2 separate regions of the Homo sapiens genome follow, and region 2 is linked to region 1. A link is a loop called in an ENCODE intact Hi-C map of the cell type or tissue named here. Cell type or tissue: PC-3. All regions are shown on one strand. Links, peaks and the distances in the headings refer to the core of each region. The heading gives the core; the rest is flanking DNA.

The links. Peaks named below come from ENCODE experiments on the same cell type or tissue, not always from the same donor. Only the 100,000 strongest peaks of a DNase experiment are listed, where the experiment ranks them.
Region 2: a loop joins it to region 1, with 2.4 times the contacts of the local background. A loop is called at or near these places in 2 of 110 quality-filtered maps.

Annotation. Positions count from the first base shown.
Region 1 is chr3:30,745,116-30,750,508 of GRCh38, reverse strand. The region is part of intron 14 of GADL1 (glutamate decarboxylase like 1); the gene reads left to right. Among named protein-coding and RNA genes, the nearest start is that of TGFBR2, 140 kb to the right of the region's middle. In PC-3, for the core only: a CTCF peak has its summit at 2,313; DNase peaks (open chromatin) are centred at 1,058 and 2,358; H3K4me3 peaks cover 336 bases; H3K27ac peaks cover 829 bases.
Region 2 is chr3:30,509,069-30,514,461 of GRCh38, reverse strand. No RefSeq gene overlaps it. Among named protein-coding and RNA genes, the nearest start is that of LINC01985, 7.1 kb to the left of the region's middle. In PC-3, for the core only: no CTCF peak of the experiment used is centred there; DNase peaks (open chromatin) are centred at 2,701 and 3,641; H3K27ac peaks cover 1,941 bases.

The DNA.
Region 1 (5,393 bases), core at 176-5,175:
TTGTTTGGGCATCTCGGTAGACCTGGTGTTTTGGAAGCCTAAGCAGAGGGAGGCCGACAGTATCGGTGATGTCAGTGGATGTGGACGATGCATCATACCCACTTGTGCCACTCCGTGTGCTGTTACAGCTTTCATGAGATAGACTGTTGGTGCGTGTCTGGTGACCAGAGGATGAATTGCCCAACTCAGGACATTTTTGAAACTGAAAAGGATACTATCAATAATCACACCAGAACAACAACATAAAGAAATAAGTACTTTTGTAAGAAACCAGCATCTCCAGTTATGTGCTCTTCTGATTGTAATTTTAGCGCCTTCTGTCCCATTCATTAAAATATTTCAGAGCAAGAGTGAGAGGAATATTATATGGGGATAATCTGCAGTATTTTCTAATTTACTTTGATGAAGAAGGAGAAAGAGGAGGAGGAGTCACTTGTAAATTCTTGTACTGTAACCTGAATGATAATAAGTTGCCTACACAACACACAGCTGATTGAATGACAGCAAAATCTGACCTTTGTCTAAAGTACAAAACCTCCTGCCCAAAGCACTCTTTTCCATTGGCCCTCATCATTGGCTGTAGAATACCCTGATTTAAATCTCCATCACAGTTTATTCTTCAGTTATGACAGATAGCCCATTTCATTTTATATCATAGTTGTTTTCATGTTTTATTGCCGGTCCCTGAGTATAAGTCTAATTATCCTCAGTAGAGTGCCTCGGGAGCTCGTGTCAGCTGTTCAGCTGGGGCGAATGAAACCACTCAGTAGAGGACTTCTGCCTGCCTTCAGGTGCTTCTCAGGTGTTGCCTAGCAGATTGAAAATGTGTTGCTAGGTAAAAACCTTCCTTCTCTATTATTTCAAGGACCACAAACACAGACACACAAAATCAGGGAAGCACAGTTGGAATGTTTGAAAACTGTTCTGTTCTCTAAGATCAAAGTAGGTCCCATTAGTCTAAAGTGCTGGCTTCTTGAAGAAATGTCCTAAGATTCACCTGTTGCTAAAAATAGGCATGAGTTAGTCAGTACATTGCTGGATTAAAGATAGTGACAGCTAATTAGTCATTGTTCAAACAATAGAAGAGTTGAAAAGAGAAAGTGAGAGACACTCCAGCATTCTGGCCAGTCTTCTTTTCTTCTGATTTTAGAGAGAAGACCAAGAGTGTAATGGGAGGTCACTGTGTTCCTAGTGGCCTATGATTGAGGCTTTCAGACCTTATGTAACCTTTTCTGCTTCACCTAAAAGGAAAATTTAACATGCTGAGCAATACAAACACAGCATTTATTTCCATTTAAGACTGGATAGAATCAATTACTCACAGAAACTATGATACCCCAAATGGCAGGCTGACCATGTGACTTCAGAGCAACCGCTAGAAAACACAAAGCAAGATTCCAATCAGGAACAGTGCAGTGAGGTTTCCTGAAAGTCAGACTAGGGTACATGAAGGCAAGATTGATTCGGGAATTGATAATTATAGTAAAAGAACCACAACATTGAATGTGAGGGATTGTGTTGTTGTTTTGCTTTGTCTTTTTTTCCCTCTGTGGGAAGTTTAGAGGCAGTCATATAATATTTATTCAGTGCTAACAGCACATGGATCAACATCCCAAGGGGTAAGACATTGAAATGTGGAGTTGAGAAGTTCAATAAATAAATAAATAAATTGAGGACACAGTTTTATATAGAAGAATTCAAAATGTAACGGTTGAATTATATTCAGCTTTCTTCCCAGGTTAAAAATTCTAGCTGCCACCTCTAGTTATTGAACAATATTATATTTATTGAATGTTTTTTGTGTGCAGCACACTGTGAAATAGGTGCTGTTGGTACCGATTTTCTGACGATAAAAGCTATTGAGTTCCAGAAAATGTTTAAATTTTTTGATAGCTAAAGCCTCTTACACATATATTGTTTAACTGAAAAATACCATGGCTGATAGATGCTTGTTTGAAAATCTGGTGTCCTGGCATCATTCTTCTCAAATCCTTTGGTGCCATTCCAGATGCTGACATTCCGGCAGAAGGAAACTTGATTGTATCAACTCTATGGGGGTGTTTCTTACATCCTTACTGTAGTCAGTGGGGAAGTGCTAAGAGAAAAAGAGGCAAGTGGACTCATTAGCTGAATCTGGTCAGTGCTGGAGTACACACTGGTCATTCTGTTTTGTTTTTTTCATAACTTAAAAAAATTACATCCTTATTCATTTCAGAACCATTTAAAATAGTCTAAAGGAAATGTTAAATGAATCGAACCAGGAGTTGATGTGGGATTTTCTACGTCCATGCGCTTCCTCATATCCTTCACTAGATGGTGTTCCAAATCAATCCATAGTGTCTATGCCATTGATTTGGTCCAGGAGGAAGGTGAGAAAACACCAAGTCATCCCTTTCTAACTCACCTAACTTCCCTTCTCTGGCTTCAAGAATAAGTGGACTTTTCATCACTGTTGAGTAATTAAGTTTGCATGCTGTTGAATTTTTTTGTAGGCTGTACTTGTAAATATTTGGGGGGTTAATTCAGACAGGAAGCATTTTTCAGCCATTGAATGGTTTCATGTTATTGGCAGGGAGTTTTGCTAAACTCATCATTAGTGGCCCTAGTGATCTAGCTGGTGCTGTGAATCAGGAACAGACTCGTTTTAACTCTCTGGCAAAGGCAGTCAGTTAAACCACAGGCCACAATCCTGATAAGAGCTGGAATCAGGAGAATGGAGTGACAGATGGGTAGTAGACTGAAAATATTTACAGGATAGGATAAACAAAGGAAGTGGATTGACCATGAATGCCCCTATTTAAATCTTTCATTCATATTCTCTTAGATATGGCCATGTCTACAGTCTTCATTTCAAAGGAAATTATAAATTAACTTTAAAAGCAAACAAACAAACAAACAAACTAAAAATCCATTTGATTCAGAAAATATATTGGAGACTGTCTTTTCCAAAGAAATTGGATTTGAGGATTCTGCACAGATGTCCAAAGAAATGTATGGGTAGATGTGAATTTATCCTTTACCAAAATTGCTAAGTTTGTGAGGTGTCAGACTCTACTCAATTCCACCTTTCTTTCACTCTCTCCTACCCTTCCTTCTCTAGTATTCAGATAGACAAATGCACCATCATTTTGACAGATATATTTATGCAGTTGATTCATTATTGTCAGTAGCCAAGGAGACATTTTCTCGTGGTGTGTCTAAGGTCTGGAGGCAGCTCCCTGGAAAGAACTTCAGACAACCCAAGGTGCTGGATGCTAAATCCCTGGGAGGTAACAAATGGCCTGGGTATTCTCACGATCATTTGGCTGTTGACATAAACAGAAAAAGGCTGATTCTAATTGATTGGTCTGCTAAAATGCTTCATGTGCAAATCACTTTCCCCAGGCCTGTGATAGTAAAAATCATCTGAGAGGCAAAAAGAAAAACGCAGGAACCTGACAGGCACCATGTTGCAGAGACATCCCTATATGTCTGCTATAATTACACAAGGTACCAAAAAGGGCCTGTGAGGATAAAGAGTGGAAAATTCCTGGCCTAAATTGCGTTGTTTCACTGAGGGATTTCTCAGTATCCTTCTGCCCTTTAATGCTTAAACTCTCATATCTCATTTTCACTCCCCTGCATTGCTGGCCATCAGGAACACCAAAATACAACATTGAATTTATAGACAATAATTTTGTAGATATGATAGATCTGGTTCACTATTTTCAATTATTTTAATGGAAATTTTTATTGTCAATTATCTTAATGTCCATTGTTTTCTTGCATCTCCAACTTATATGTCACTTTTATGTGTTGGCATTTCTGTGTGTAAGAAATCTGATGGCCCAGGATTAGACACTGTTCTTAGCTAAAGGAAAGGTACAAAGTAAAAAGAGAAGAAAACTCCTCCTAACAATTGTTGGCCCACCTGTCACCTTATCACCCCATCACCTGTCTCACCTGGTGCACCTGTCACCTTATTACCCTTATCACAGCCCTAGTGCTGTTTTTTATGCCCCTGTGAAAATATTGATGGTGATGACTATTAGCATCTCTCATGTTCTTCATGTTCCTTTAATAAGGAGGGTCTTATACTTGGTTTCACATTAAAATCATGGGAAAATTTGGTAAAAATTGTATTTCTAGAAACAACTTCTTAGAGACTGGAGGCTCAGTAGGTCTGCAGTGAGTGGTACCTTAAAGTGTGTAATTTTAACAATGGAGAAGAAATGGAGGCTGGGTGCAGTGGCTCATGCCTATAATTTCAGCACTTTGGGAGGCTGTGGCCTGCCAGACCTCTTGAGGCCACTTGAGGTCTCGAACCAGCCTGGTGAACATGGTGAAACCCTGTCTCTACTAAAACTACAAAAATTAGCCAGGCATGGTGGCACACACCTGCAATCCCAGCTACTCGGGAGGCTGAGACAGGAGAATTGCTTGAACCCAGGAAGCGAAGGCTGCGGTGAGCCAAGACCCCACCATGGCACTCCAGCCTGGGCAACAGAGCTGGAGTGCAATAAAAGGAAAAAAGAAGAAGAAGAAGGAGGAGGAGGAGGAGCAGGAGGGGTGGGGGAAAGGGGAGGGGGAAGGGGAAGGAGAAGAAGAAGAAGAAATGGAAAGAATAAGGGAAGAGAATTTTAATATTTTGGAACAGGATGAACTCCAAGTAGAGGCCTAGGAAGATAAATTTTAAACGTTAAATCAGGCAGAGAATGTATTGGAAAAACAAATATATTTTTCTCTGGTGGCATTTAGATTTACAAAAAGAAAAAGTTCAGGTATCTCAACAATTGTCACTATGGCCCATGCACCAAAGATGATGAATATTGGCCATGAGCTTCTGAGCACATTTGACACTAATTATTCATGATGGAAGGTATTTAACAGAACACAGAGCAACATATTGAGATCCACTGCTTTCTGAAAGAAAATTTGATGTCTCAATCTGAGTTTAATGAATAACAAAATTGACTTCTGTTTAATTGAGCAGCTTCTTAATATAGCAGATAGCAATAGGGTTTTATTTTCTATCCCTTGTCCATGCAGGAAAGAATTTCATGATTTGGGTGTGGAACACAGATAATTATTTTCTATCATTCCAAATGTACCCCCGCAATAAAAATAAAGCATTTCCATGTCAAATCAATATAATTAGGGATCTAATTGATAGACATGTAAATCATGACATATATTAATATTTATTCTTCATTACCGTAAGTTTGAATTGCTCGGCAAATGTCGACTTAAAGGATTCTGTGCTTCACCTTATTACTGTTTGACCTCATTCATTAACTTGGCATGAATTAAATAGGCCTTCACTAATAATCTACTTTGAGTCCTGAATAGTAGCACACAGAAAGATTAAAGAAGCTGGAATTCATTAAGCACTTGCTCACTCATGCACACTTTAT
Region 2 (5,393 bases), core at 200-5,199, 240 kb after region 1:
TGTACTCCAGCCTGGGTGACAAAGCAAAACCCTGTGCCAAAAAGAAACAAAAAACAAAAAAAGAAAACAAACAAAAAAGACTTAGATTTAATACCCATTACAAACTCTGCATGACTATAGGGTTTAAAGTGCAAACATGGAGGGTGGAATGTTGGGAACCTAGTCTGGAAAGGTAGGCATAAAGCAGGTCATCATGAATCCTTAATTCCATGACGAGGAAGTTGGCCTTCATATCACACAGCAGTTCTGAATTTTCCAATAAGAAAAATCAAGTACACGCTTAAGACATCAATTAATCAGAAGGGCAATTATTTTATTTTGAAATTGTTTGTAAATTTTCAAATTACCAAAGTAGTTATTTTAGGAAAATACCCCAAACATTGAGTTGCTTTTACCCTTGTTTAATGTCTTAGCATTGCTTTTGTTTTTGAGTTTCATATGGCAGGATGAAGGTAGGTAGAAAACAGCATGAGCTCATCAGTGTTTTGGGTAAATAAAAGCTTTCAGGTCCTGCTGTTGAATATATGTGGCCTTTGAAGAATGTTAACATGAGCAAATACAGAAGAGAAAACATGGTGGCCAGGGTTAGGTGCCTTATTTTAGTGTCGGACAGAATAAAGTAGTGCATTTTTACATTCACTGACCTCTCTGAAATACATACGATAGATAGCATTTTGGTATTATAAAATTGATATTACAAAATATTTAAAATTGCTCAAGGAAAAATATACTAGATCTGTCAAAGTTCCTGGCAGGAAACAGATGGCACATTCAAGTAGAATAATTCAAAACAATTTACTAAAAGGAACTATTTAGTGAAGTGGGAATAGGAATCACTTTGATTTAAGGGAAATCAACAAGGAATATTCAGGGGCTAGTACATTAGGAAGCTCTAAGCACAACCCATAAGCCTGAAGGGACCAGGGGTGGGAGCAGTAAACAGAACCCTGAGAGCCCAGCTGTAGCTGTAGAGAAGATCGTCAGACTAGAGCTGTGACCTTTTATGGAGGGATATACGCAACCTGTGTTAACCTAGCATGAAGGAAGCTAGACTGTATCTTGTCCCCATTTTCCTTTGGCCTTCTGAGTTTCTAACAATGTCTCCTCTTGGCTGAACTTAAACAGAAGCCAGGGAATTAGATTGTGAAATGATGGGTCCATATAAGCCAACTTTCCCTACAGAAAGCAGGATGGAGAAGGATGGTAAGTGCATGTGGAGAGTCAAACAGAAAATATCCAGCGTAGATATATATATTGCAAACAAACATCATTTAAATAATCATTTAGCTGCTGGGTGCAATAACAAAATTCTATCTGTGCAAAAATACAAAAATTAGCTGGGCATGGTGGCACGCGCTTGTAGTCCCAGCTATTTGAGACAATGAGGTGGGAGGATGGCTTTAGGCCAAAGCAGAGGTTGCAGTGAGTTGAGATCTGGTTACTACACCTGATCTCAGAGCAAGACCCTGTCCGTGCCCCCCACCCAAAAAAATTACTTACTTTCTACATCAGGGGCCAGTAAACTATGACCCATAGGCTAAATCCAGCTTGCAACCTGTTTCTTGAAATAATGTTTTATTGAAACACTGCCATACCCATTTATTTACATCTCATCTATGGTTGTTTTTGGCAGAGTCTTTAAATCTGAAAATATTTACTATCTGGCCCTTTACCAAAAGCCTTTACTGACCACTGCTCATAGTAAAAAAGTAGGCTTTCTCCTTTTAAAAAAGTTTCTTAGCGATAACAACATACTCCAGAGTTATCCTAGTTTTTTGACCTCTGCCATCACCAAATATGTATTACTTTCATGATACATATTTCATTTCAGTCTTAGTTTTTCCACAGATGAACTGTATTTGTGTATATATGTATATATATATATGTGTGTGTGTGCGTATTTGTGTGTGTGTGTGTCTGTATGAGGAAACCAGCTTTAATCAGAAACACATCTACGAACTTGGAATGAATAAAAGTGACCAGCAAATAATTTAGGGTGACATATTTAGGTAGCCTTCCCAATTTACCTGGTTTCTCAGATTTTTTAAAAAATGTAGAATACTGTTTTTAAAATGACGAGACATTTCAAAAATATATCATTTCTCACTCCCCATATTCACCCAGCATATAATTATCTATGCACTTTGTCCATGGCAAGTATGACTTTTGACTTCATAGCCTCCCCTTCTTGATTTTCATTTGATGTTATTTTAATCTTCATATACTCAAAAGTGCATTATGAAGTTTTGCTTCAGGTTGAAGAGGAAGATTTAAAAGTTGAAAATTAATTATGTCCTGTTCTTCAAGTCAGATTTGAAACAATGCAAGGAGGGAAGGAGACAGAGAGAGGGAGCAGGAGCAAGAAGGAGAGAGAGGGAGAGAGAGACACACACAGAGGCAGAGAGAGACAGAGAACGAGAGGGAGAAGAATTGTTTGTAAATGAAGAAAGATTGAAATAAATGTTTGAAGATTTTTACTTTATGAATCATATTACTGCCTCCTTTGACTTTGGTTTCCAATGATTTTACCTATTATTTTGTAGTGCATTTGTGCTGAAGCTCTCAGATACTGCTCTTGCAGACCTCGGCCTGGATCTTTCTTGGTGCTGTCTCATTCCACATTCCCGAAATGTTGCAATAGGATGTATTACACAATCTGAGATAGCAAAGAAGAGACTAGACTTGAAGTGAGGAAGCTTGTCATTTAGCCATTCTTCAATATTTGCTGGTGGAAAGAATGAAGAAAGAGGTGGGCGGAAGGAAATAGGAGGGAAGGATGTATTTAACCACAGTAATGTACTGTATGCAATAAATGTGTATAAGAATGGCATTCTCGGTCGGGTGTGGTGGCTCAGGCTTGTAATCCCAGTACTCTGGGAGGCCGAGGCGGGCAGATAACCTGAGGTCAGGAGTTCGAGACCAGACTGACCAACATGGGGAAACCCTGTCTCTACTAAAAATACAAAAAAAATGAGCCGGGTGTGGTGGCACATTCCTATAATCCCAGCTACTAGGGAGGCTGAGGCAGGAGAATAGCTTGAACCTGGGAGGTGGAGGTTGCAGTGAGCCGAGATCGTGCCATTGCTCTCTAGCCTGGGCAACAAGAGCGAAACTCCGTCCCCCACCCCCCAAAAAAAGAATGGCATTCTCTTAAACTACATGTAAAACATTACAGGTCACAAAACACTATTTTCAAAGCACAAATAAAAACTTAATATACGTGTTTGTGTAAATGTGTGTGTTTTTGCAGCACATAACCAAATTTCTATGAATGAATAGAAAAAGGAAAACCCAATAGACAAAAACTGATAGTTTAGAGATGAATGAAATACAAGTGATTCTTAAATAATAATAAAATGTGCATTTTTGTTTGTAATAAGATAAATTCAAATTAAAATCATCGAGGTAACAATTTTTATCTTTCTTACTATATAGTTTGACTCTACGCACCTCTTTCACATTGCTGTATAGGAGTGTAAATGGTTAGATCTTTTTATGGAGAAAAATCAGAAGCTTGTTTTTTGTGTTAAAAATGACATACAGTTTGACCCCATGATGACTCAATTTCTAGAAATAATATACTTCTCTATGTAAGAAATGACATCCATACAATAGCGAACAGTATGAACATTGTTGTATTATTTGTCATAGCAGAAGGTTACTATTATATAATGCGATCTAGAAGATTGCTTAACAAATTAGGAATGCAAAGAACAATATATTAGCCTACAGATCTATGTTCCACTTCTGTAATTCCTCCCTGCTGCGAAAACCTCAGGGGCAAGGGGTCTTCAGTATGTCATTCTTCTTTTGAAGATTACTAACTCTTAAGTTACAAAAAATGCACAGAGTGCAAAATTGGGGAGCTATTATAAAGAATGCAGCAGCTCTATATTTTCTGGAATGCAATAAAACTTTTTTTCTTACAGCATTGGTTTTAATGATGAAATTGGAAAACATTACAAAATCCAATAATAAATAATTAAATTAAAGATAATATATCTGCCTGAACTCAAAAAAATCAGCAAGAAAAATACCAAATAATCCTATTAAAAAGTGGGCAAAGGACATGAATAGATAATTCTCAAAAGAAGATATACAAAGCCAGGTGCAGTGGCTCACACCTGTTATCCTAGCACTTTGGGAGGCTGAGGCGGTTGGGTCATGAGATCAGGAGATAGAGGCCATCCTGGCTAACACGGTGAAACCCCATCTCTACTAAAAATACAAAAAATTAGCCTGCTATGGTGGCATGCACCTGTAGTCCCAACTACTCGGGAGGCTGAGGCAGGAGAATCGCTTGAACCCAGGAGGCGGAGGTCGCAGTGAGCCGAGATCACTCCACTGCACTCCAGCCTGGGTGACAGAGCAAGATTCTGTCTTAAAAAAAAGATATACAAATGGCCAATAAACAAATGAAAAAATGCTCAACATCACTAATCATCAGGGAAATGCAAATTAAAACCACAATGAGATACCACCTTATACTGGTAAGAATAGCCATTATTAAAAAGTCAAAACACATAGATGTTGGTGTGAATTTGGGGAGAAGGAAACATTTATACACTGCTGGTGGGAATGTGTATTAGCATACCCTATTTGGAAAACAGTATGGAGATTCCTTAAAGAGTTAAAAGTAGATCTACCATTGGATTCAGCAATCCCACTACTGGCTATCCACTCAAAGGGAAAGAAGTCATTTTATGAAAAAGACACTTGCAAATTTATGTTTATGGCAGGACAATTCACAATCACAAAGATGTGGAACCAACCTAAGTGCCCATTGACTAATGAGTGGATAAGAAAATGTGATATTATATATAACATATATATGTATAAATGTATCTCATATATATGTATATCATATATATGTATATAGATAGATTACATATGTATATAGATATATATGATATATATGTATATAGATATATCATATATGATAGATATCATATATATGTATAGATATATCATATATGATAGATACCATATATATGTATATAGATAGATATATATATGATAGATATCATATAGATGTATATAGATAGATAGACACCATGAAATACTACTTGGCCATTAAAAGGAACAAAATAATGTCTTTTGCCACAACTTAGATGGAGCTGGAGGCCATTATTCTATGTGAAGTAACACAGAAGCAGAAAACCAAAAACTGTATGTTCTCACTTATAAGCAGAAGCTAAGCTATGAGTAATCAAAGACATACAGAGTGATATAATAAACTTAAGAGACTCAGAATGGGGAGAGTGGGAGAGAGGAGAAGGATAAAAAACACTGCGTTAGGTACGATGTATTCTACTTCGTGGTCAAGTGCAATGAAATATCAGAATTCACCTCTATATGTAGGTGAAAAAATGTTTGTACCCCAAAAGCTATTG